Linked DNA regions of Homo sapiens: region 2 is linked to region 1. A link is a loop called in an ENCODE intact Hi-C map of the cell type or tissue named here. Cell type or tissue: HCT116. All regions are shown on one strand. Region 1 overlaps CDH23 (cadherin related 23). Region 2 has its middle 13 kb from the start of CDH23.

Evidence for each region. Hi-C counts contacts between places; a loop is a spot of excess contacts. Peaks named below come from ENCODE experiments on the same cell type or tissue, not always from the same donor. Only the 100,000 strongest peaks of a DNase experiment are listed, where the experiment ranks them.
Region 2: it touches region 1 in a loop (4-fold over the local background); 12 of 110 quality-filtered maps call a loop at or near these places.

The regions. Positions count from the first base shown.
Region 1 is chr10:71,622,556-71,625,055 of GRCh38, reverse strand. The region is part of intron 11 of CDH23 (cadherin related 23); the gene reads right to left. Among named protein-coding and RNA genes, the nearest start is that of C10orf105, 96 kb to the left of the region's middle. RefSeq lists an enhancer at 2,245-2,500. In HCT116, a CTCF peak has its summit at 1,496 (motif pointing right); no DNase peak of the experiment used is centred here; H3K4me3 peaks cover 390 bases; H3K27ac peaks cover 299 bases.
Region 2 is chr10:71,383,039-71,385,538 of GRCh38, reverse strand. No RefSeq gene overlaps it. Among named protein-coding and RNA genes, the nearest start is that of CDH23, 13 kb to the left of the region's middle. In HCT116, CTCF peaks have their summits at 948 and 1,149 (motif pointing left); no DNase peak of the experiment used is centred here.

The DNA.
Region 1 (2,500 bases):
CCCATATTGGACAGCTGTAGTCGGATGTGCCCACTCTTGTCTAATGCTGTCACTCAAGCTCATCTTCTCAGCAGACACTGGGAAGTAAAAATTATCAGAGTTTGGAAAACTGAGATGAGAGAGAACAGGAAGCCATGTTTGCAAATGGGGAGCCCTGCAACACATGCAAGAAGTGCAAGGTTGAGAGTTCAAGACCAAGTTCTGAGACCAACTAGCTGTGTGACCTTAGGCAAGCCGCTTAACTCCTCTGAGCCTTGACTTCTTCCTCTATAGAAAGGACAGGGGATAATAATAATAATAATAATAATAATAATAATAATAGCTAATGTCTAAAGTATGCTTTTTCTTTTCTTTTAGAGACAGGTTCTCTCTCTGTCACCCAGGCTGGAGTGCAGCCGTGCAATCATAGCCCATTGCAGCCTCAACCTCCTGGGCTGAAGCAATCCTCCTGCCTCAGCCTCCCAAGTAGCTGGGACTACAGGTGTGTGCCACCATGCCCCACTTCAAGAGTGCTTTTTATGGGTTGGCACTGTTCTAAATACAGATACGAACCCATTTAATCCTGATAGACGCTCTGTGAGGTACAGTGGCTATTGTCTCTACTTTGCAGATGAGAAAATGGCATCAGAGGATAAATAAGTCCCCAAGGTCACACAGATCAAAAGTACGAAAACCAAGTGGCAGACCCAGGCTGTCTGGCTGGTTAATTTTATTTCTAACAACTCCAGCTGCCTCTCTCGTCCTTCCCTGAAAAGGGATGCTGCAGGGGGTTTTGAATACACAAATACAAGGCAGGCTGGGGTTGGGGACAGAGATGAGGCCCAGAGAGGCGCCCAAGTCCCTCTGCTTGAAGTGGGAGCTGGGTTTGCCGGAACCGAGTCCGTGGAGCCGGCTCAGGGAAAGGAGGATGAGCTGGCTGCAGGGTCAGTGGGCAGGGGGAAGGCCCGGGCGGCACCTTCCCCTTCCTACCCGTGTCCTCTTGGATGAAGAGAACATTAGGATTTGTAGAGTCTTAAAGACTGACTGGCCCAACTCATTGTTTTCCAGAGGCAGACACTGAGGCACAGCGGGAGGACGAGTCTTGCCTGGAATCGCACCTGAATGCGGAAGAAGAACTGGGCTGAGAACCTGGCTTGGGCGCTCTCTCTGCCACCTTCTCAGGGCAGTTGGGGTAGGTGTGGTAGTGGAAGGCTGAGGTCAGAGTTCAAAATCCTGGGCTGATTTGAAATCACAGAGCCTCTGTCATAAAGGCTGAAGGGGCCAACTCAGTGTCCTGGGAAGAGTTCCTAAGAGCAGTTTCTATTGGACTTTTAGGGTTCTATGATCATGGAACTGGGGGTTCTCCAGCTTTCTGAAAACACCTTAAGAGGAAAATGGCTAAACTGCTAAACCGTCAGACACTGGAATGCATGGTCACGGGAGTGGGGAGTGTCTCCCGTGTGGGAGACTTCACTCCTTTTCACTGCTTCCACCCTGCACATTTCAACACAGCCATCAGAGGGCTCCTTGAGAAAGGCGACTCAGACCACATCAGCTCCCTGGCTTCCTGGGGCTCCCAGTAACAGAAAAACGCCTTCCTGTGCCTGACAAAGCCCTGCCTGCCCCCGATGAGGCTGCAGCCTGGCCTCCTGACACCTCCATCCTCTTGAGCTCTGTCCTGGACATCCACAAGAGCCTCTTTTCTGCTCCTTGAAAATGCCAGGCCATTTCCCTTTTGGGGATCTCTGCCCTTGTAGGGGAGCGTCTGCTGCCAGAAATGTTTTGCCTCCACAGCTCTGCATGGCTGCACCTTCCATGCCACTTAACCTCAGCTCCAACAGCACCTTTCTGAAGGCTTTCTGGGACCACAGTCAGGAATCACCCTATCCCACCCTGTCACTCACTCACCCTGTTTATAGAGTTCTGAACATCCATTTCTACTGCAATTCTGTCTCCCCACTGGAAGGAAATATAAGCTCTGGGAGGGCAGAGGCTACATCTTCAGCTCAGTCCCCCCAGGACCTAGCACAGTGGCAGGCACATAGTTGGTGCACATAACACTTGTTGCTTGAATTAATAACTAACCCCCAACCTGCGTAAGTTTCAGCATAGTCCCTCAGGAAGGCCAGGGGTTCGGCAAATTAATGAGGCCCGAAGGCCTTTCTGAAATATTCCAATTCCCAGAAGCAGCCAGAATCTGGCAGCTGAGGCCTCTCTGGGGTGGGGAAGAGAGTGGTGTCCCAATCCCTACCCCGATCCCTCTCCTCTGCACAAAATATTCTCAAGGACAGCAGCAAGTGTGTTCTGAGAAGCTGGGGGTCAGGAGTGAGGCAGAGGAAAGTGGATCAAATGCTCCCAGCTCTGGAGAAGGAAGGCAGGACATCCGCAAATGGTATTTCTCCTGACAGCGGATGAGAGGAACTGTCAGTTTTCAGCTATCTGGGTCAGCGGGGAGGGGTCGTGCATAATGAAACAACTATTTAAGAACAATACCCCTTGCTGGGATTTGTAAGGCACCCAG
Region 2 (2,500 bases), 240 kb after region 1:
CACACAGGAAGGCGCAGAGGCAAGGTTTTGCACACAGACGGTGAGAACTGGGGCCTTCCACTTAACTGCTCTTCTATATTGTCTTCCAGGCAGTACCAGGTCTGTAGGGCATGGATAACAGAGCTTGGCGGTGACTGGTAAGGCATGGTGTGATGGATTGCCATTGTGAGGTGGGAAAGACTAAGAAGAGATAGCTGCCAGGCAGATGTGACATCAGGACAGGCAGCCACTGTCCATGGGAATAATCCTGACAGTTCCCGTCTGCTGAGTGCCTGCAATGGGCCAGGCATTTTTTTTTTTTCTTTTTGAGATGGAGTTTCACTCTTATTGCCCAGGCTGGAGTGCAATGGTGCGATCTTGGCTCACTGCAACCTCCACCTCTCAGGTTCAAGCGATTCTCCTGCCTCAGCCTCCCGAGTAGCTGGGATTACAAGCATGTGCCACTACACCTAGCTAATTTTTGTATTTTTAGTGGAGACGGGTTTCTCCATGTTGGCCAGGCTGATCTCGAACTCCCGACCTCAGGTGATCCACCCACCTCGGCCTCCCAAAGTGCTGGGATTACAGGCGTAAGCCACCGCACCCGGCCCTAATTTTTGTATTTTTAGTAGAGACAGAGTTTCACCGTGTTGGCCAGGCTGGTCTCGAACTCCTGACCTCGTGATCCGCCCACCTCAGCCTCCCAAAGTGCTGGGATTACAGGTGTGAGCCACCATGCCCAGCCTGGGCCAGGCATTTTATAAATGTTCCATCTGATCCTCCCAGTACCCTGGAAATAAAACCCACTTCTGCTCTACAGATGAAGAAAGTAGGCATCCAAGAGGCTCAGTAAACTGGCCAAGGTCAAGCAGCTGGATGACCTCAAGTCCTTCTGAGGTTTCTCACCCAGGGCCCTGCAGAGGGCATGACCAGGGAGGAAGGAGTTGAGGTGTGAGTTCCCATCTGGGCCCTGTCAGCCATCTGCTGCCACAGCCACAGCCAGGCATAGGCGGCCAGGGTGAGAGGGGAGCTGTTGTCTAGGGGCATCCTGAAAACGCTGGTGAGAGACCCACTGCCCTGGTCCCACCCCGCCCAGCCACAGGAAAATCCCCTGCAGGCTCCCATTCCCTGGGGGAGTACAGAACTGCAGTGTGGGGCGCCACCTGCAGGCCGAGTGCTGCACGACACCTCTCACCCCTCCCAGCTCTGGGTCACCTCCCCAAGCCCTACTTTGAAGGGAAGGCTAAAGGGCAACTCCTAGAAAAAAGCAGCAGGTTGGTGGTCTCCAGCAAGGCCTGTTCTTTACCATCTGCTCCTCCCCGCTGCTCCCCTATCCTCAGCCATCCAGGGATTCTCCCTAGCCTTGTTTCTATCACAAATATTAATGGATGGCTGGGTGCAGTGGCTCATGCCTGTAGTTCCAGCACTTTGGGAGGCCGAGGCAGGAGGATCACCTGACCCAGGAGGTCAAGGCTGTAGTAAGCCATGTTTGTGTCGCTGCACTTCAGTCTGGGCAACAGAGTGAGATCCTGTCTCTAAAACAAAAATGAAAAACAAATGAAAAAACAAATACGACTTGAAGATTTCCTACGGGCCAGGTACTTTTATGGGCTCATTTTGGAACTGGAAGTCTGGACTGTTGGTTTCAGTCTCTGCCCAGCCACTAGCTGGCTGTGTGACTCTGGGAAAATCACTGCCCATTTCTGGGCCTTGGCTGCCTTCCTTATTATAAAATGCAGGTAACAACTAGAGGCAACATTGTGGGGCCTGGAGTCAGGTAGGCTTGAATTTGAATCCCACCTGTGCCACTTCCTTGCTGTGTCACCCTTTGGGCAACTTAATTAACTTTTGTGTGCCCCATTTAATTCATCTGTAAAATGGGTTGATGGTGCCTATCCAAAGAGTCTTTTTTTTTTTTTTTTTTTTGAGACAGCATCTCACTCTGTCGCCTAGACTGGAGTCCAGTGGCATGATCTCAGCTCACTGCAACCTCTGCCTCACAGGCTCAAATGATTCTCTTGCCTCAGCCTCCCCAGTACCTGGGATTACAGGCGTGCGCCACTACTGCCTGGCTAATTTTTGTATTTTTAGTAGAGACAGGGTTTCACCACTTTGGCCAGGCTGCTCTTGAACTCCTGACCTCAAATGATTCACTCACCTCAGCCTCCCAAAATGTTGGGATTACAGGTGTGAGCCACTGCACCCGGCCCCAAAGAGTCTTATTATCAGATTAAATTATTGCTTACATATGATACAGTATAGGTAATAACGCACGTGAAGTACCCAGCTCAGAGTCTTGCTCCCTTTCCTTAACTCCCTCACATTTTGAAACTTACGGTTCACTTCCCAAGTCCTTCCTACGCTTCTCCCTAGGAAGGGCGGAGATCAGCCTCCTGATGCTGCCACTCTGATGCCAGACCCTGCCTATTCAGGGAATGCCAGGAGCCCTGGTTCCTGGAACAGGACTCCTAACCCAGGCCCAGTCAGTGTATAGAGAGGGCCCTCTATCACCTCCTAGAGT